Linked DNA regions of Mus musculus: region 1 is linked to region 2. The links are chromatin contacts, found by Hi-C in ENCODE. All regions are on one chromosome and are shown on one strand. The core of a region is the stretch at or near the end of the contact, and the rest is flanking DNA. Distances in the headings are between cores, read along the strand shown. Region 1 holds the start of Cracdl (capping protein inhibiting regulator of actin like). Region 2 overlaps Cracdl (capping protein inhibiting regulator of actin like).

What was found. A loop is a pair of places that touch in the nucleus more often than their neighbours do.
Region 1: a map of left cerebral cortex shows a loop between it and region 2 (5-fold over the local background). The contact joins the promoter of Cracdl here to the enhancer-like site in region 2. A Hi-C loop is called at or near these places in 6 of 37 maps with a recorded cell type or tissue (T-helper 17 cell and left cerebral cortex).

Annotation. Positions count from the first base shown.
Region 1 is chr1:37,716,322-37,721,568 of GRCm38, forward strand. Cracdl (capping protein inhibiting regulator of actin like) reads right to left here and starts at 3,490. Exons shown (of 10, transcript NM_028096.1): 1 at 3,249-3,490.
Region 2 is chr1:37,675,822-37,680,876 of GRCm38, forward strand. The region is part of intron 1 of Cracdl (capping protein inhibiting regulator of actin like); the gene reads right to left. Among named protein-coding and RNA genes, the nearest start is that of Gm39628, 6.2 kb to the right of the region's middle. Within about 2 kb of position 1,932, at least 1 of the 3 ENCODE cell types and tissues checked has a DNase peak (open chromatin) inside an H3K27ac peak, as active enhancers do; it is left cerebral cortex, where a contact is called at or near this core.

The DNA.
Region 1 (5,247 bases), core at 2,240-4,739, 42 kb after region 2:
GGGGAAGCACCTTCTTGTTTGCTCACTCTTTTCCTTCCATCTCCCAACCCCATGCCACTTTCTCCAGGGACAGTGGAGTAGGGTGATTACATTTTAAATAAATCAAGGCAGTATATGGTTTCCAACCACGTACCACAACGTGTAATGATCTAGTCAGGACAACTGGAATATCCAGCACCCCAAGTATTTAATTATTTCTTTGCATCGGGAACACTCACAATATTCTCTTTTTGGATTCGAAACATATATTGTAACTTATTTTTACCTATAGTCACCTGGCTGTGTCAGAACATGTTGCCCTCATAGAATAATATAATTTGTGTTTATGTTCCCTTCAGAGATCAGTGACAGAGCCTAGCTGTCTCAGCCTAAAGTTCTGGTGTAAGCTTGTGTTCAACTACAGAAGAAACCACCTAAGAAACATTCCTGGCCCCAGGTATGGAAAAGCTCTTCAGGTCCTGGGATGGGGAGATTGGGAAAGATCCCCTGCTCCAGGAACCTCTGAAAGGTTGAGAGGGAGGCCGCAAGCACAGGAAGCTTCGGCCCAGCTTCCTGTGTGCAATGTTGGGAAAAGGCTGCCCAGAAATGCAAAATGGCAACCTGGTGTGGCAGTACCACACGACACAGTTCCTGGGCAGGTTAGCAGCTACCTTATAGAGAGAGCTTGATGAAGCCTTAGGGGAAGGAGTTCTGATAGCCAATGCAAAGACCAGCTAAATAATATCAGAAGAAACCCTAGCCAGGAAACCAACGTAGCATGGGGGTGGGGGTGGGGCCGAGGAGGAGGGACTCCCTGGGGAACAGCAAGATCAACACACAAGAGGCAACCTCCCTATGTCCAGATTTCACTGTGGCTTTTTCTAGTGCCTGGACACCACTTCAACAAGGAGGTTCCTAAAGAAGGACTTGGGGAGCAAGCTGCTTTCAGCTACACAGTGATTGAAATATCACTTAAATTCAGCCCAAGAAAAACTAGAAGTGAGTATACCAAAAAGGGAGCCAGGACATTCTGTCTGGGCCACAAAATTAAATACACATCAAAAAGCTGCACCCCTTCACAATAAACGCACAACAGGAGATGTATCTACCCTTCCCCGACCTCCCACCCCCACCCCCCAATGCAGATGCTTCCGCTGGGTCTCTTTACAACACAAACAATATTTATAAGACTACCTGCCTGGGCTAAGTTCCAGGCGGAAAGCACATAGTCTTGCCAAGTCAAATGCAGGCCTACTAGGCCATCCAGACAACTTAGCCCACGGGAGGGCCCAAGCAGTCACAGTCTCCCTTTGTAGCTGAGAACTCTCCCAGAGCTGGCTACTATGTAACATTCCGGCCGTGTAACAACATACTACAGTCTGCGTGGTTTATAAACAAGAGAAGTTTGCTCCTCACAGTTCTGGGAGTCTAAGATCCAAGCATCCCAGCATCTGGTACCCGGTGAGGGGTTGTTTCCTGACTCACAGATGCAGCCAAAGGAGGGAAGAAGCTTTCTGGAATGTTGATTATAATGCGCCCTAATTCAGTGCAAGGGGCACTATCTCATAAAACCACCATCACCTCAGAGCCTCCAGGATAGAAATCTGGAAGTGGGCACACACGCAGTATGCTATCACTTCTCTGCTTCTCCATAAGGGCAAGCTGAGACTCGAGGCACGATTAGATAAGGCCCAAAGAACCACGCTGAGCATTGATGCTCCTGGCTCAACTATCCTAGCAGCCAACCCACTACACGCCAAACCCATTTGCCAGCTCCTGCAGCATGGCCCTGAAGCAGCTATGGATGGATACTACCCTTATTGGATACTACACTGATTCTATAAATGGAAAAGGGCTGCTGGAGAGACAGAAACAAATCTAGAACCTTAGAGAGAAAGACAAATGCCTCTCTGGTTAAAAAAAAGAAGAAGAAAAATCAGTCATGTTACTAGAAATGTTAAATGCAACATTTTGAAGCATTTAAAACAAATATGAAAACCCATGATTTACAAAATACCTCAATTTTAAGTAAAGGACAGAACCAGTCTTTCTGATCTCTCGGCCTTGTCTCATGCTCCGATTTGGACCGGCACAACCCTAGAATTCAGAGTGGAACGCAGCGCAGCTCAACGCGGGGGTGGGGTGGGGGGCAGACATCTTCAGCCACCCGCACTGAACTTCGTCTCCATCATTTTATAATCTCAAAGAGCTAGCTCTCAGGTGATCCCTGATCCTCATTCATCTCAGGTGCACGTCTGGCATGACCCAGCTCCCAATGAGTATCAGGGCTGAGATTCTATTTCGTGGTTGCTATGTATTTAGGTAAATGGAAGGAAGTCCCAGCCTCCACCAAAGGAGGGGCTTACTTTAAAATAGTTCTGGAAGGTGCGAGGGCTCCCAAGAGAGCGACAAACAACACAGGTGCCTGTCTTCCCACTTGGATTTTCTGGTTCATTTCTGACACAATGCCAACTGGCCACCTGCAGGCCACAAGTCCAGTCACACCTCGGCCTTCCTTTCCCCTTGCATTTCAAAAACAAAAACAAACAAACAAAACAAACAAAAACAAAACAAAACAAACGCTTGCTCATTTGAGTAACTACCCCGCCTCTCAGCAGTTGTACACCTACCTACCTCATACTGAAAACGAAGTCCTGCCGGTTAGTAAATGACTGCTCAGCAAATATTTGTTGATTCAAATTCTGATTATGTCTAAGATTAAACTCAGACTCCCCTCTGGTGGCTTGTAACCTAAGCCCCAAGCCTGTTAAATAAACCATGACCCGAAGCATAAGGAAGACAGCCTGTGTGTCCACCGTCTCCCTCTCCGTGGCCCTGGGAGACAGACGCGATTATGCTCTGGTACTAAGAACTGAAACGCGGGCAGCAAGCCCTGTCCCCCCCCCCCCCCCCCCCGTTTTCTTAGTGTTAAAACTGGTTAAACTGCTCAGCTCTGCCTCACATTTCAAAGTTAAGTCCAGCAAAGCGCTCAGAGGAAAACTTTGGGCACTTGCGCGTCTGGCTTCTCTCGGCCCCACCGACCATAGTGTCGTGGACGTGGCCCCCACAGGGGTGGCGTGGGTACCCTTCACGTCCAAAGGGCCCTGGGCTACCTGAGCTCTTCTCGCCACTACCTCCCCAGCTCCACGACAGGACGCGACTTCGGGAACGCGTCAGACTCTCACCCCCAACCCAGCTCCCTCCAACCTCCCTGGGTCTGCGCCCCACGCATGCTGCGTGGCCACGCCATTTCAGACTGTCCCAGGTACCTGGCACTGGAGCGTGGCCGTGTTTGGCGAGCGTGCCGGGAAGGGCTCAGTCCGCGGGGACAAGCGGGGGCTGCTCTGCCGGGGTGCACCCTGACCCCCGGCCGCAGCGTCGAGGGCCGGCGGCGCCGCGCAGCAGGTGGCGGTAGGGCGCGGGTAGCGCGGGGTCTGCGGCCGGGGGATGGACGCGGACGCGGGCGCGACCCTCGGGCGGCCGCGCTGGCCCTGCGCTGGGCGCGCGCTCCCGGCTCCCGACTCGGCTGCGCGCGGCCCGGCGGGGGCGGACGCGGCTGTTCCGCTCTGCTCAGCTCTGCTCCGCGCCGCCCAGGCCCGCGCGCCTCCCCCGCGCCGCTCCCGCCGGGCACGCGGGACCCTGGCCACCCCACGTGGCGGCGCTGCAGAGCTGGGAGCTTGGCTGGCTCCTGCCTGCGCGAGGTCCGAGGGCTGGGGGACCACCGCCAGGACGAGGACGCTCACGATCGCGGCTCCTGCGCGCCACCTCCCTGTCACCCGAGCCTCGGAGAGTGGGCGCCCGGGTGGCAGGGAGGAACGTGCGCATACGGATAAAAAGTAAAAGTTGTTTCATAACCTTGTGGGTCCGAGCGTCTGAGGGCTAATGAGGGAAGCTGCCGCCCCGTCTCTAGGTGAATCATTGCTGTGGCACTGGCAAGTGTGGGATAAAAAGCTGAAGGAGACGTCTCAGCTTCGGTCCCCACCCCTACATCTAACAGAGGAGCTGGCCCATTTGGGGAAGGAGCGGGCTGCCCCCCCCCCCCCCCCCCCCCCCCCGGCTCCTCAGCTAAGCTACCTACAGAGAGAGCCCTCTTTTGGCCTGCTGACACTGCCATGGTCAAGGGGTGAAGTACAAGGAATGTCAGCTGAGCCCCAGCAGGACGCCCAGGCTGCAGTAGCAGGAGCCCCAGGTAGAAAAGAGAATTCTCCCATCAGACAGTGGCACTGGGGTGGAGTGGTTCCTGAGTTCTGACTTCCGCAGCGATGTTAAGAGTGCCACTGTCAGATCTAGAGGAATCCATACTCCACCGTTGAGCCTTGGGGCTGATATCTTGGGACCAGGGACGCAGAGAAACCCAAGAAGCACACACTTGCACCTCTATCTTGAAAAGCGGACTTTAAAATTAGACCAAAATCCCAAACAAAATAGGAAAGAACCTGGCGAGAGATCTCATTTGGTTGGGTACATGAAAGGAAGTTAGTTGCCTTTTTAACTTTTGGGTGTAATCGATCCCTTTGGTTCAAGCTAGTCACTTAAAAGTCTCCTTTGATGGTTAAATGAAATTAATTCCCTCAAAGAACATAAACAAATCATGAATCAGTCTCCTAATTGACAACCACTCACAGTGAGCAGGTGACTCACAGAGGAGCAAATGAATTGCTTAGGTGTGTGTTTGCCTTGTTTGAAATCCTCAAACTAAACTGAACAACTACAAGCAAGCCTGTGCCTTCACCCACCCACCCTAAGCCTGCTGTTGCTTGCTGTTCAGATCAACACGTATTCTGCACGGCTGTAACCGCTAAATATTTATTGACTCCGTAAATTGCCTTTCTAACCTAAGAATTTTTGTTTCCAGAGTATCAGAAGCCTCTGGCTTTACTTGTGTGTGCTTGTGGGTGGCTTTTGAAGTTCCTGGAGGGTTTCAGAGGACAAAAAAACCCAGAGGATCTTGGTGATTAGCTAAGGCTGAGAACACAGTGTCAACACCCAAAATAGAAAGTGGTTGGGAACTCGATGACTAGGTTGGCAACAGGGAAAACTAAGGAGGAACTGTGAGGAGGAAGAGCTGCCTACAGGAGACTCCCAGGGACTTCCTTCTCGGACAACTCTGGTCCTCAAAGCTGCTGTCCTGGCGGCTCTTCTCCTTATTTCTGTCACCAAGCCTTCAAGCCAGTTGAGAAAATGCTATTGTATTCAAGTAAGGCTTTATGGAACTTCAAGGAAAGTTTCTTTTTTTCTTCTTCTTTCAATTTTTTATTAAATATTTTC
Region 2 (5,055 bases), core at 682-3,181:
TACACTAGGTTCCTGCCTGTAACCAAGTAAAGAACTCCAGGAATGGGAGGCCACAAGTCCAATTTCAGTTTCTACCCACAGGCAGCCCAATGGGCTGGAGTCTGTAATGGAAGGACCTGGCACAGGTCAATGTACACACCCACCAGGGAAGATTAGGAGGCCTCCAAAGGGGGACCCTAGCCAGTGTCCCTGACACAGAGAAACCTGGAAGGCAGCCCAATGGGAGCTGGCCAGAGATCTACACACCCTCAGCCCCTCTCTACATCATCAGCATCCAAACCCTCACAGGACCCTCGGGAGAACCAAACGTGAGAACCATGGCTTTAAACTGCTCAGCTCACAGTGAAACTTGGGTGTCAGGTCATTTAAGCTCCCACGTGATTTCTGGTGACAGCCACGGTGGAGTGAGGTATGCTGTGACCTCTGGGTGTAACCTTCGATACATGAGGTAAGCCTAAATTGATGCTTACCAACTTAGTGCCATGGGGATGCACCTCCAATATAAGCATGCAGTGCTCACCTGAGAGACAAGCAACTGCTGCTGCTGCGAATTCAGTGCATGCCTCATGCAGGCTCGGAAGCCCGCCGTGTCCAGCAGGAATCTGTCTGGTGGGAATCAGGGAGCACTACCTCTGGAGAAGAGATAGGAGGCCCTCAGAATTGACCCAGTCCATTCTGAGAGTTGCTTCTTACAGTGCAGGCTTTGGGTTTCCCTGGAAGCGCTGCTCTTCACACAGAACCTAGAGTCTGCAGGGAAGGGCGGGATGCTTTCCAACCCAGAAAGGGGACAGTAAGGGCGATGGATCCAAGTCACAAGTGGACCAGGTTGAGGCAGGCTCAGTTCGATGTCCAAGGCTTCTGCTCCCACACACAATGCTTTCCCTGTGAGCCACTGGAGGTCAAGTAAGGCCAGCTGAGGTGGAATTTCAGCCCCTATTCAGCACACAGTAGGCAGCACCTAGAAATGAGGACCCATGGGTAATGGATTAATGATTGATTAGGTTTCTCTCTACTCAAAAGGAGTCCTACTCCTAGGCACCGCTGGACAGAGGGGACCATGCTTTGAACAGAACTGGAAACTATGTTGAGAGCCCAGATTCCATAAGAATCTGCCAAAGCCGCACTCTTAATACACGGTGTAGCCTGAGATGGGAGCCGATGGCTCAGGCTTGAGATGATCGATCCAGTCAATGCTGTTGCGTCTCCTTGGTGACCTGTGGTTGGTTTCAGACCAAGGAGAGTGAGACTGAGGGCTTTCTGGAACTGTTGGAAGGATTTATCTCTTGGGCCTGGCAGGATGCCTGCAGAGAAAAGGAAACCCACACACCCAGAGGCTCTGTATGCAGCCGCAGCTTCTCCTGAAGTCAGCTACCAGGGGCTTCAGTTGTGGGGACCATGAAAATCTGTTCTTAAATGCCAACCACCCTTTGCAAGGCTTATCTGCAGGAAAGGAAAAAAAGTCCCAACCAATTTCATGAGCATGCAGCAGCAGCAGTGGCTGAGTGACGTCAAGAGCATCTGAAGTCCCTGAGGCTGTCTGGATGTACTTTCTCTGGCTCAGCTTTTGCATCTCTGGGACAAACGGGGCTGGTATACTTCTAGTGAGGCTGCATCCAGGGTGGATGGTGGTGAACTGTAAGGTGGGTGCCAGCCAATGAAGAGCTATGTGTTGTAGAGTTCCGAGTGGCAGAGGCACTGTCCGTGCTTTTAAATCCCATCTAACTAGCCCAGTAACCCGGAAGATGGGCAAACTCTCAGCCCTGGGCCACCCCTCTATGGATCCCGTGGTTCTGAGGGCCTCGTGCTCTCCAGTGAGAAAGGAAATCTCAGACTCATGGCCTCTGAGTGAGATGACAAGGGAAGACAGACTCAGTGGCAGCTAGACTGACAGAGAGCTGTGGAGGGCGTTTGGGACAGTGAGCCTTTGCCTCATGTGGGGAGGATGAGACACTCCGAATGAATCACCAGTGGTCCAGAGTCGGGTAAGTCACCAGATCCAGAGGGACCAAAACAGGAGAAGATTCAATGCTACCCAAAGAGAGTGCCAGAGAGGCAGGAGGATTGGGGTTTGATGGGTTGGACTAATGGCTAAGGATCCATTGGTACTCCTCTTTGCATCCACCTCCCAGGACTCAGGTGCTACCCACTGTGTGCCCAGCACTAGCCGAAATAACCTCTGAATGGCAGTCACTGCTGGGGCTCATACAAGACTGAAGGTTGTGAGTTGTGTCTTCCCTGGCACCCACTGGTCCCAGCCAGGGCCTCTGCACACCACAAAAGTACAACAAGGCACAGCAGCGGGTTGCTCCCACCAGCTCCAAAACTAATACAAAGTGCGACCGGTACAATCAGCCAGGTGCAGTAACCTTGCACCACAGAATGGTACACTCAGGTCTGAAGAGTGCCAAAGGAATTCCACCTTGCTGTCTTCCCTGTAGCCTTGGGGTCCCCTCCCTAGTAAGTCCTTCAGCTGTCACAAGAAGAGGACAAGGTCTGTCACACAGACTGTTGTTCCAGACCCAAAGAGATGATGTCATGCACAAAGGAGCTAATGGAAGGGATTATTGCTCACTGGTATTTTTGGCAGCTCTCAAAATGCAGCACATGGAGACCCACCCACACCACCTCCAGGCAAGCCTGCTCTGGCTGTCCGTCTTCACTCACTGGGATTCAGAAATAGTGCCACCCACATGAGATGGTTTGAGCCTGGGAAGCAGCCTGTGCTGGGGAAAGACAGAATTACAGGTGTCCTGTCGCCCAGCATGGCCAGCAGAGGGCAGCAGAGGGAGGGAAGGCTAGAACCTCCTGCCAGATAAACTGGTCTTTCCTACCAGGGATGAGAGGCCCTGAGTTCCAGAGACAGCCAGGATGAGCACCAAAGTCCCCAGCATCAAACATCACCCAAATGGTTCAGAGGTCAAGATGACAGACTACGATCTTGGGCTTCCTGCCGCAAACCTTGAAACAAATGACAACCGAGTAGTCAAGTTCAAGTACACAAGCTACAACCCACACAGACATCCAGTCAAAGCAATGACAGAAACCCATGGCTGAAATCACTTTCATCAACAGGGAAGGGTGCAGCTGGCACTCAACTTGGATAGCAAACATGACCTTTGAACTCCAGGCTTAAGATCAACACCCTAAAGGAAGACCGACTCAGAAGTCGCTCCTCGAACTTCACGCCACTGGGGAAGGCATGGTGGGAAAAGCAACTGCATTTTCCTCCCCCCCCCCCTTTTTAATGGAGATTAATACAGAGTAACTATCTAACATTCTTGGCAGAAATAAATCATACCTAAGAAGTGTGATAGTGCTTTCAACAGCGAGAATGTTTACAATCTGGAATGATGGAATTACTGCAAAGATATGTCCGGTGAAGTATGATAAAAATTAGGTGCATAAGCCCAGCACAAACTGTGTAAGGAAGAGCAAGCAACACGGGTGAGAGGAACGTTAGATGCTGAGAACAGCAAGATGGTGAAGCTGGGCTCTCACCTGGCAGTCAGCCCCCGACTTCTTGAAGCAATAGAGCTCACTGTGACAGGATGTATATAACATGCCTCGGGACAGAGTGAACATGTGACCAAACTGAGCTGGCTTAGCTAACAGTCCGTGGGAGTCAAGACACTGTTAGTGATCAAATTAATTAATCAACATTCAGAAAATGTTGGAATAAGGACCTCCCCACCCCATGCCTGCCTCCGCCTCCCAAGTGCTAGGATTAAAGGCGTGCGCTACCAACTGCTCGGCAGGTTGAGGCTTCTTTAAAGTTCCATCCCATGATGATGAAGCTGCTGCTGCAGGTGGCGATGATGCTGCTGCTGCTGGTGGTGGTGGTGGCGATGATGCTGATGATGCTGAAGATGTATTAATTCCCTCACTTTAGAAAGGGGAAACCCACTGTAATTTAGGAAGGTGCTTATCCAATGTGAAAAACATCTCACCTCCCAAATAAGGTGTTTGTTAGAGTCAATTACAGCCAAATAGTACTTCACAGACGCCTAAGGCAGATGGTCACTGCTGCGGGAACAGGAGACTTAGCTACCAAGCTTTGCTAAAGGGACATTTGGCAGGTTCCTGGGAACCCAGAAGGCAGCATGCAGGCCGAACACACAGTCAGACCTGAGCTGACCAGACCTCTCATCTCTACGATCCATGCAGGCCTGAGCACACAGTCAGACCTGAGCTGACCAGATCTCTCATCTCTAATGCAGCATGCAGACCTGAGCACACAGTCAGACCTCTCATCTCTAAGGCAGCATGCAGGCCTGAGCACACAGTCAGACCTGAGCTGACCAGACCTCTCATCTCTAAAGCAGCATGCAGGCCTGAGCACACAGTCAAACCTGAGCTGACCAGACCTCTCATCTCTAAGGCCACATGCAGGCCTGAGCACACAGTCAGACCTGAGCTGACCAGACCCCTCATCTCTAAGGCAGCATGCAGGCCTGAGCACACAGTCAGACCTGAGCTGACCAGACCTCTCATCTCTAAGGCCACATGCAGGCCTGAGCACACAGTCAGACCTGAGCTGACCAGATCACTCACCTCTGGTTAACCTCAATGCTTTGCAGAAACAGAAAATGGGGAGTCACAGGTGTGGATGGCCTGGCCAAGTGCTGAAAGGAACGTTCTAACAGGTACACACGGAGGTGCTCACCAAACGCTGGTCCTGAGTGTTTCCAAAATGTCCATCTAATCATTACCTGATTGGCTACTAAGTGAGCCATATAAAAGTTTTTAGCATCCATACATGACAAAAACACAAGCCATATAGACTTGGCTCACAAAGTCAATAATCAATAACAAAAAGCAGCCGGGCAGTGGTGGCGCACGCCTTTAATCCCAGCACTCGGGAGGCAGAGGCAGGCGGATTTCTGAGTTCGAGGCCAGCCTGGTCTACAAAGTGAGTTCCAGGACAGCCAGGGCTACACAGGGCTACACTGTCTCAAACAAACAAACAAACAAACAAGCAAAAAAACAAAAAAAAAAAAAACAAAAAAATATAACAAAAAGCAACAAAAAACTCCAAAGAGGATATTCCAAGTTGTT